2 separate regions of the Homo sapiens genome follow, and region 1 is linked to region 2. The links are chromatin loops, found by intact Hi-C in ENCODE. Cell type or tissue: dorsolateral prefrontal cortex. All regions are shown on one strand. Links, peaks and the distances in the headings refer to the core of each region. The heading gives the core; the rest is flanking DNA.

Region 1 (5,383 bases), core at 180-5,179, 64 kb after region 2:
ACATAATATAAAATGTCACAGAAGTAATGGACTAAGAGAGAACAGATGTTAAAACTTAAATTAAAAAGGTGTGGGTGAAGGAGAAAAAGAAAGCAAGAGGAAAATATAGACAGAAGGGGGAAAGGAGGCGGCATGGTGTGGTGGAAAGACGCTGAGCCAGACGGGCTGGCCCTGAGTTTTAGCCCTGGTGTGTCTCTTCTGTGACCTTGACAAAATCTCAAACTTCTTTGTGCCTCAAATGACCCAAAGGGACTACCTGTGTTCTGCTATGTCTAGAGCCACCCTGGGCCTGTCCTGGTGTACTGCAGGGGAGTGGGGCAGATGAAGACGACCTGGAAGCTGGAATTGGGGATGCCAACTGGGATGCGGCAGCTGGCAGCAAGGCTGAGGGAAAGGTTGGGAGGGAAACCCAGTCCAGGGCAGGAGGAAATTTCTGGAAGGTGCAAGAACAATGGTGGACATTAGGGAGCAGAAGCTGTGATAACAATGTTATTCCCATGGGTGACCCAACTATATTGGGAAGAATTTAGGAGCAGGTGAGACAAGCAGGAGGGCAGGAGGTTGGCATTGTGGAAATAGGCAGCAAGTCCCCAGTTCCTGGGCTTAGGTTTCGGGACATGTTTCCACTCCCCAGGGGTGGCTCACTGTCAGGGCAACTTGGAGCCCACTGCTGGAAACTTGGAGGTACTGGGCACAGGGGAAGAAAATGGGGATTCAGTTGTAAGAATTGGAGAATGAGGTAGGAACCAAGTCACAGAAACAAGGATAAAAAGTCTCTCCCATATCAGGAAAGAGGCAGAGCTGGAACTGTAGGGAAGAGATAGCAAGGACCAAGGATACCAGATATGAGGATGCTGAGAAAGTTCTCTGTAGCTTTAATATTCCTTCATTTATTCATCCATTCACTCAGCTTAGGCAGAGGTCAAATGATGGGTTCTAAATATGTGCTAAGTTGTATGGTCAAGTCTCATCTTTTCCGTTTCCCAGCTCTGTGTCATTGGGTGAGTAACTAAACACTAACTTTTGATTATAAAATAAGGTTGAAATTATTTCATAAATTGATTGTTGTGAAGTATGTAAACATGTACATGGCACAGTTCCAAGAACAAGGTATGTGCTCAACAAATGGAAGCTATCATCATTCATTCATTCAACATGTAACCAACACTTACCATCTTGAATCTAAGTCAAGAGCGATGGAACGATTTTTTGTTGTTGTTAGTGTTTAAAGATTTTGGTGCTATTAAAAATCTTGGTGCTATGTTTTGTTGTAATAAATAGAACAAAAATAGGTATATGGGAGAAGTTTGAGAGACATTTTGCTCTAAGGAATGTGAAAAGCAGCCAGAGAAACTCATGCTAATGCTAATATGGTTCAGAATGATTCCAGCTTTAGGGTGGGAAGGAGGGCTGGTTAAGATGGAATAATGAATCAAATGGTGGTTATGCTGTTGCTAGGACTTCTGAGCTTACAGCAAGATACCAGAGGGTCTTGCTGGCTCTATCCCAATGTGCGTCACCCATTTCTTTTCAACCCCCACCAAATGACCGAGGCAAAAATGCCTTCAAGGGCAGGAATCTGAGTTCCCATTGGCTCTACTTTTCCAAGATCCACTTCTAGACTTATTCTTTGTGGCTACATAGAAATACATGAATTAAGTTCTGAGGTTCTAAGTGGTTGCAGAACTAGCTGGGATTGCCCACAGTCATTCATCAGTGAAGATGCATCATGGCTATTTACAATTATTTTTCCTTCTGGAAAGCTAACCCAGGGAAGGGAAAGGACAGCACAGCCCCAGAGCCTACACAAGCTGCTTTCCACATGTATTTTGTAGTTTTAATCCTCACAACAAGCCTAAGAGTTGAGCCGTTTGTCTACCTGTGGCAGACAAGGGTTAGAAGCTTAATAATTTTCTATGGGTCACACAACCTATATGAAGGGGAGACAGGACCTGTGCACAGATCTGTTTAATTCCTAACGTAATGCTTTTATTCTCTCCTAAAAAGGGCAGCTCTGCTAATTACAGGCTCTGAATTTTTTTTAGGACATCGACTTTCTTTTAAAGAAGCAATGTCTAAAAATAAAGCAGGTTAACCTGTGTGCTTGCATATGAGAATGAGGAGAGAGAAAGAGAGAGAGTGCGTGTGTGTACGCGTGCGCGCGTGCGCACGTGTGCGCGCAGAAGCATGCATGAGAAAAAGAAAGAGAGATAGGGAGGTATTTCTTCTTTCATATACAAAGCAGCAGCCCCTCCTCTGTCTTTTTCATTCCAGTGTAATCTATGCACATGCAAAATAATTACTTCTTCCTGTAGGAAGTGTCAGTCCTCCAAGCAAAGAAGAAAAGGCTACAGCATATGTTACCGACACATGTTTTTGCTAGTCTTGTCTCTGTTCCGCCTGCTGTGGCAATCAGCTTTTGCAAATACTGTCACTTACCAAATACAAAAAGCATGTGCATGCCCAGCCAATGGCCTGGGATAAACACAGCCAGGCTTTCTGACTTGGAACATCCACCCAGGACAGGGGTTTTGTTTCCAAAGAACAAAACCAGCCTTGTATCATCAAAATCAGTGGTGGGGAGGGAGAGAGGGCAGTTACGATAGAGGAAAGACATGGACCCAACCCAACAAACTGCTTCAGGGTCTGCCTCATACATATGAAGGAAAATTGATAGTATTTGATAGGAGGTCTGCTCAATTCAGCCAAAGGAAAGATGGGCAGGGCTCAAAAACACTGCTGGAGAAGTTGGTATCTGGCCAAATGGCTAAGTAGCCAGTCGGGGGTCTAAGAAGCACATGCACAGAAGGGCTTTGAGCTCTGCCTCTTGGCAGGATGCCCACCCATCAAGTTCTTCCAGAGTGGGGAGTTGGCAATGCGCACTCCTAATCCCAGAAGCACTTGACAGGTAGGCTTGCTGCCGAGAGCCCCCCTTTCTGTCCCCTCAGGTGCCAGACTCTGCACTGTGGCCGCAGCAGCTACAAGCGCTACCATGAGACAAAGGAGAAGAGTCTGGCACCTGTGGTGGGGAGCCTGTCATCTTGTGGTGGGACATTTGCCTGGTACTTCCTGGCCTGGCAAATGTGCCACTGAGGGGAGCACTGTCCCTGGTGGGCAGACTGTGGCAGGAATTGGCTGGGGTCAAGAGGGCACAGCTCTGGAGATCTCCAACCTGCCATGAGTCCAGCACTTTCCAGAAGGCAGCCTCTAAGTATATTTAAATAATAAGCAGGAAGAAATGGTGGACATTTGTGGTGTCTAGGGAAAGGAAAAGAACAACTTCACTTAAAGATACAGTCACAAGAGAGAAATCTGAACTGAGTGTACACCCCTGAGGAACTCTGGAATATCTGAGAAAGCATCAAGGATTTCATTTGCATAAGGACATCTGAGCCTTCTGGAAGAAATGTTATAGAGGACTTTTAGAGCTGACAGCTTGATTCTGCAATCCTAGATCTAAGATTTCTGAAGTAAGAATGAAAACCAAAGTTATCTAACCCTAGGGGACTGAGTCATGGGAGAAAGCACCCACCAAGGTAGGGGTGAGAGGACATGGCCTTCCTTCTGGGTCCTAGGCCTTATTGCTAAGGGACATGTTCATTTATCCTTCCAATATTCTCCTTTTCAGTAGCAGAGAATGCAGGCATACCTCCTTTTATTGTGCTTTGCTTTATTGCACTTTGCAGGTAGTGTGTTTTTTACAAATTGAAGGTTTGTGGCAACAATATCTATGTGCCATTTTTCCAACAGCATGTGCTCACTTCATGTCTCTGTGTCATGTTTTGATAATGCTTGCAATATTTCAAACTTTTTCATTATTATTTTATCTGTTGTGGTGGTCTGTGACCAGTAATCTTTGATGTCACTATTTTAATTGCTTTGAGGCACCACAAGCCATGCCCATGTAAGATGGAAAACTTAATTGATAAATGTTATGTGTATTTTAATGGCTCCAATGACTGGCTTTTCCCCATTTCTCTCCTTCTCCTTGGGTCTCCCTATTTCCTAGACACGATATGGAAATTGGACCAATTAATAACCCTACAATGGCCTGTAGGTGTTCAGGTGAAAGAAAGAGTCACACACCTTTCACTTTAATTCAAAAGCCACAAATGATTAAGCTTAGTGAGGAAGGCATGTCGAAAGCTGAGACACGCCAAAAGCTAGGGCTCTTGCACCAGTTAGCAAAGGTATAAATGTAAAGGAAATGTTCTTGAAGGAAATTAAAAGTGCTACTCCAGTGAGCAAAAGAACGAAAAGAAAGTGAAACAAACTTATTACCTATATGGAGATATACAGAGTGATGAATGTTGTTTTCTTGCCTGCTAACACAACACCCATTCTGCAGCCCATGTGTCAAGCAGTAATTTTGACTTTCAAGTCTCATTATTTAGAAAGTACATTTTGTAAGGTGATAGCTGCCATAGATAGTGATTCTCTCTGATGGATCTGGACAAAGTATATTGAAAAGCTTCTGGAAAGGATTCACTATTCTGGATGCCATTAAGGGCATTTGTGATTCATACCAGGAGATCAAAACATCAACATTAATGGGAGTTTGGAAGAAGCTGATTCCAGCCCTCATAGATGACCTTGAGAGGTTTAAGACTTCAGTGAGAAAGTCACTGCAGATGTGGTGGGAATAGTAAGAGAACTTGAATTAGAAGTGAAACCTGAAGATGGCACCGAATGGCCACAATCTCATGACAAAACTTGAACAGATAAGGAATTGCTTCTTATGGAGGAGGAAAGAAAGTAGTTTATTGAGATGCAATATGCTTCTGATGAAGTTGCTGTGTTGAAATGATGAAGAGGATTTAGAATAAACTTAGTTGATAAAGCAGTGGCAGGGTTTTGAGAGGACTGACCGATTTTGAAAGAATTTCTACTGTGGGTAAAATGCTATCAAACAGTATCACATGCTACAGAAAAAAATCTTTCATAAAAGGAAAAATCAATCAATGCAGCAAATTTCATTGTTGTCTCATTTTAAGAAATTGCCAGAGCCATCCCAACCATCAGCAACCACTACCCTGGTCAGCAGCCATCAACGTCAAGACAAGACCCTCTACCAGCAAAAGATTATAACTCACTGAAGGCTTAGATGATCACTAGCACTTTTTTTTTTAGCAGTAAAGTATTTTTTATTGTGTATATTTTGAAACACAATGCAAACTTTTTATACATAATGGTATTCCACACTTAATAGACTATAGTGTAAACGTAACTTTTACATGCACGACGAAACCAAAAAATGTTGGTGACTTGCTTTATTGTGATGGTCTGGAACCTGAACCTGAAATATCTCTGAGGTATTCCTGTATATGCTAAGCCTTAAAGCCTAAAGGTCTGCAATCACAAAAGACAGAACCTACCATTTCTG
Region 2 (5,383 bases), core at 127-5,126:
CCTAGCTTAGCTTTTTTGGGCTCCCTTACTTCCTGTTCCATATAAATAATTTCATTTTAACACTCCCTAGACATACTGACTATATATTCTGATGTCCCCTCTTAAATATAATTATTTCCCCAAAGAAACTATGGCAATCTCAAAAAAATCCTCCAGTGTGCCTGAACTCTGCTACATGAATTCTTCCATGTTCATCCCTATACTTCTTGTCCATCTCGTGCAACATGGAATTGAAGGGAAATAATGAGATTTGGAATCAGATGGACCTGTGTCTGAGTTGTGGCTACATTGCCTCTTAGTTTGGTTAAGTTGTGGAACTTCTTTGCACTTCTATTTCCTCATCTGCAAAAGGAAGACAAAAATATTCAACTTACAGGGTTTAGTACAAGGATAGAAAGTGCCAGGCGTATAGTAGGCATCCAAAACAGATGATTCATTTATGTTTATCTTTATTATTATGACACATATCCATTTCTGTGATTGCTTTATCTCTAAATCTGGTTCCAACTTTTCATTTGACTCATTTGGGTTGGAGACTTTTTTTTTTCCATGTTCTGCTTTTGTTTTGTTTTGTGGCTTATCCTGGCTTTAACCCTGTATAGGTGGCCCTCCATATCTGTGGGCCTGCATCCTCAGATTCAACCAACTTCAGATTGAAAATATTTAGAAAAAAAAATAACAATATGACCATAAACATACGTTTTTGTTTGTTTGTTTGTTTTTTTGAGACAGTATCTTGTTCTATCACCCAAATTGGAATGCACTGGTGTGAACATGACCTCCTGGGCTCAAGCGATCCTCCCAAGCAGCTGGAACCACAGGCCCGTGGCACCACACCCAGCTAATTTTTAAATTTTTAACTTTTTGCGGTAACAGAGTCTTGCCATGTTGCCCAGGCTGGTCTTGAACTTTTGGCCTCAAGCCATCTTCCTGCCTCAGCCTCCCAAAGTCCTGGGATTACAGGCATGAGCCACTAAGCCCAGTGCAAGTTAAAAAAAAATACAGTAAAACAATTATTGTTATAGCTTTCATATTGTATTAGGTATTGATATGGTTTGTCTCTGTATCCCCACCCAAATCTCATCTTGAATTGTAATCCCCATGTGTTGGAGGAGGGGCCTGGTGGGAGGTGACTGAATCATGGGGGCAGACATGCCCCTTGCTATTCTTATGATAGTGAATGAGTTCTCATGAGATCTGGTTGTTAGAAATTTTCTGAGTGTAGCACTTCCTGCTTCACTCTCTCTCTTCTGCTCCACTATGGTAGGACATGCTTACTTCCCCTCCACCTTCTACTGTGACTGTAAATTTCCTGAGGCCTCCCAGTCATGTTTCCTGTCAAGACTGCAGAACTATGAGTCAACCAAACCTCTTTTCTTCATAAATTACCTAGACTTAGGTAGTTCTTTATAGCAGTGTGAAAACAGACTAATAATTATAAGTAATCTAGAAATGACTTAACGTATAGAGAAGGATATATGTACATTATATGCAAATAGTCCACCATTTGGTATAAGAAATTTGAGTGTCCACAGATTTTGGTATCTGCAGGGGTCCTGGAACAAATTCCCTGTGGATATCAAGGGACAACTGTACTCTTTCAGGACATGCTCATTGGTTCCAGTATTCTGCTATTTGTCTGTTGATTTCAATACAACTCTGAATGAAAGATGCTCAGATCCCTGAGCCCTAGTCTGGAAGATACAGCAACAATAAATGTTTGTGAAAATGAAAAAAGAAAATAAACATAGTGAACATATTTTAAAAAGTGCAATAAAGATCAGCAAAGTCCAACTACAGTCACAACAAAGGCTGGCCATGTCAGGAAAAAATATATGCAATATGTATTTTTTACACATAAAATAAGTTTTTGTGACATCTTTGAACGTAGATTCAAACAAAACATTTCTATATTTGTGTGTGTGTGTGTGTGTGTGTGTGTGTGTGTGTATGAGAGACAGAGAAAGAGAGAATTATAAATTGCATCAGGCAAAATGGAAATTGGTGATTCTGGATAAAGGGTACATGTTAGCTCCTTGTACTGCTTTAGCTGCTATGTTGTATGTTTGAAATTACATAAAAATAAAAAGCGCTTAAAATGCACAGACATTTCAATGAAATACTCACAACTGAAGTGCGTATTGAATATATTAGAGTGGGTGGCTTGGGATGGTGGGAGTTGAGATAGAGATAAAGGAGAAAAATAATGAAATAAAACCAGAGTGGGGTCTTGAGATAGCTGATTGATGATGGTCGTGGAGCATGAGCTAGAGAGAATGATGGCCTTTTCTCTCTGCAGCAAGGTCAGAAGGGGATGATGAAGAGATAGGTACAAGTTCCTTGTATAGAGAATAGTCTGGACACTCTTCTGAAATATTAACTTGGGCGTGACTTGCTGAATCTTTCCCTTTCCCATGTGTGTCAGGCAAGTAGCTGGACTCTTGATATTTCCTGCTTCAGGGATTTTCATAGGGCAGAAAGCAGGAACAATTTGAAGGCAATTGTATCTCCTGTCTTTTGTAAAAGCCTAAACCAAATGATCTTCAGCTGAGGGGTGCATTTGAAGGTATTTAGAAAGAAGAGGGAGAGACTTCACCTAGAATAAAAAGGTCAGAGAAGGAAGGAGAAATCTAGGGCAGGTGGGCTCTGGACACAGAGCTCCCAGCCCCACAGAATAGTCGTATGCCCTAATTGGACCAGAAAAGACCATGTTCCTGGGATAATGGGTATCTTAAAGATAGTCAGGGTGGACAGATAAGTGATGGCTAGGATTTTCTCCCTGATGTTCTGTGGCTGGGTAAGACACTTTCAGAGCCCTGAGGGGTGTCTTGGTAACTTACATTTCCTGCCGGGATAAATAGATGGGTGTTCAGACTTAGATTTAATTTGATTGCAGAGAACAAGAGATTTTCTATACTCTTGAATTTGTCAACTAAAAGTCCAACGTGCCTCAAACATGTGGTTCTATTTACAAAATAGCCATTTACAAAGCTGGTTTACAACCATATAACTGTTTGTAATACTCTGTATAATATTATGTTATCACCTGCATCATATGATCATTCAATACCATCTTTAGCAAAAGGACAGAGGGGCCACTTTTATCAGTTCCTCAAGAAGAGAGCCTTGGAAATGATAAATTCTTATGAACTATTGTTCAAAAATAACCCCTGGTTATCTTTAGCCTGCTCCAAATGCCCTTCCCTCGCCCCTCTTTTTTTTTTAAAGAATGTGTCACTCCAGTAGATAGAGGAAATGTGAACCTAGTATAACTTCTACAGTCTTTAGAAAGCCCAGGGTAGGGGACAGGCAACAGAACAGGTAAAGGAATGGTGTTCAAGCAACTGACCAATGTCATGTTTCCTAAGAAAAATTCAAGGAAAGAAAAGGGTATTTTTTTTTTCTTCAGAGTATTTAACAATTTTAGAAATATCAATTGACTCCCAACTTTCTTTACACAAACAAAAACTGAAGGAGGCAGATATCCATATCTAATTCTTAGGGGTAAGGCAGTGAAGAAAAAAGAAATTAATTCTATAAATTGGCAGAATTGAGGTGATTGAAGAGAAAACTTATATTCTTGCTAAATGAGCAGCTGGGTGGGAGGACAAGAAAGGAACAAAGCTAGAAAGGGTAGATGGAGGCAGAAAGGGGCAGATAAAGAGCTCTACTGAACAAAAAAGGCACATTTCTCTGCATGTTTAGGAAAAATGCCTATATCCTGGTGGAAGAAGACTTAAAGAAAAATCTGGTTTATAAAGTGTCAACAAAGGTTCAGACATGCTCGATGTGCTTGTGTTGGCATGTGTGTGCTCCGTCTTTTTTAAGTGGTAAATTAGATCTTTGTCTACAGGTAGGTGTGTGAAGAGCAGAGGAATAAAATAACGAGCCCAGTGAATGCAAGTAATGAAGACATCTCTTTCTGGCAGCTTTTCAGCATTTTGAGCTTGAACCTGACATGACAGCCTGTCCTGGCTTACCTGGGATTGCTTAGAATAGTGCTTCTTAAACTTTCATGTGCATATACATCACTTGGAGTGATTAAAAATGCAGGTTCTGGTTCAGTGTGTCTGAGGTGGTGCCTGAGTTTCTTCATTTCCACTAATTTCCAGGTGATGCCAATGCCACTCCTCCTCAGACCACATTTTGAATAGCAAGGGAATGGAACACATCATCACAGGTTCATATATATATTCAGAGATGCAAAGTATGTACATACACACATGGATTTGGATACGCTTATGGGTGCACAAAGTCATTTGTTCATTTGTTTAGACAAATTTTGAGTGTATTGTTTTAGGGCAGGTACTGTACACATATAGACATACACGCTTTTTAGGAGTGATCTTTGCAAATGGATTTTAAAAGCACAAACGATTTCTTTGCTTCCCCAAGGCATTCCATCATTCTCTAGCATCGATCTCTACAAATGGCCTTGCTCTCTTACTCTTAGTTACTAGCTGACTTTAGGATGGGCAGCTGCTGTCCGACATTATTTATGTACGGGAGATGATCCCAATATCCTAAGGTAATCCTCTCCATTGCCTGAAATTCTTAAAATTGCCATAAGACATAGAGATGAAAACATGGGTATTGGAATCAGGAGGCCTGGGTTTAAATCTTGACTTTGTCACTCACAACGCAACTTTAACCTCCATGAGCTCCAGTTTCTGCATTTGCAATATGGTGATAATAAAGTTTCCCTCATGGGAATGGCTACTCACCAAATTCAACAAATATCTATTGTAGGTTGATTGCCTGCAAAGGACACAGAAATAGAGTTGATTCAATTTCTCAACTGAAGGAACTCACTGCCTAGCAGAGAAAGCAAAGACAGAAGACGCATGTAAAGGAAATAGCACGAAGAAATGGCTAACTTACTTTTTGGTGGGACTAAAGGCTTCCTGGAGGAAGTGAGAGCTAAGTTGGGCTTTGAAGGATGGGAAGAGTTACATGGTGGAAAAGGAGAGAATCAAGTGATACTTTTCAAATTTAATCTGCATCTAAATCACTGAAATTGCAGATTCTGACTCAGCACCTGAGGTGGGGCATGTGATTCTGCATTTCTAACAAGCTCCAGTTAACGCTGATAGTGTTGGTCTCTGGATCCACACTTGAAGAAGCAAGCAGGGCATTTTAGGTTAAAGAAATACCAGCACAAAGGTGACAGTGAAAAGCCACATGGTAGGTTTGAAGGACAGCAGCAGCTCAAAATGGTTGCACCATCAAGTGCAGGGAAGGAAGTGACACTGGAAAGCTGGTAGAGTTAGAGCAAGTGAGAATTACATGAAAAGACAAAAGTAAGTCTTTCTGGCACATAGTGGACACTCAGAAATGGCTTATTTCCATCACCCATTTTACTCAAATTCCCACCAATTAGAAA

The links. A loop is a pair of places that touch in the nucleus more often than their neighbours do. Peaks named below come from ENCODE experiments on the same cell type or tissue, not always from the same donor. Only the 100,000 strongest peaks of a DNase experiment are listed, where the experiment ranks them.
Region 1: it touches region 2 in a loop (2.7-fold over the local background); 2 of 110 quality-filtered maps call a loop at or near these places.

What each region holds. Positions count from the first base shown.
Region 1 is chr9:20,038,999-20,044,381 of GRCh38, forward strand. It overlaps a transcript of SLC24A2 not described here. Among named protein-coding and RNA genes, the nearest start is that of SLC24A2, 250 kb to the left of the region's middle. In dorsolateral prefrontal cortex, for the core only: no CTCF peak of the experiment used is centred there; DNase peaks (open chromatin) are centred at 2,473 and 2,923; H3K4me3 peaks cover 1,316 bases; H3K27ac peaks cover 796 bases.
Region 2 is chr9:19,975,199-19,980,581 of GRCh38, forward strand. It overlaps a transcript of SLC24A2 not described here. Among named protein-coding and RNA genes, the nearest start is that of SLC24A2, 190 kb to the left of the region's middle. In dorsolateral prefrontal cortex, for the core only: no CTCF peak of the experiment used is centred there; no DNase peak of the experiment used is centred there; H3K27me3 peaks cover 1,304 bases.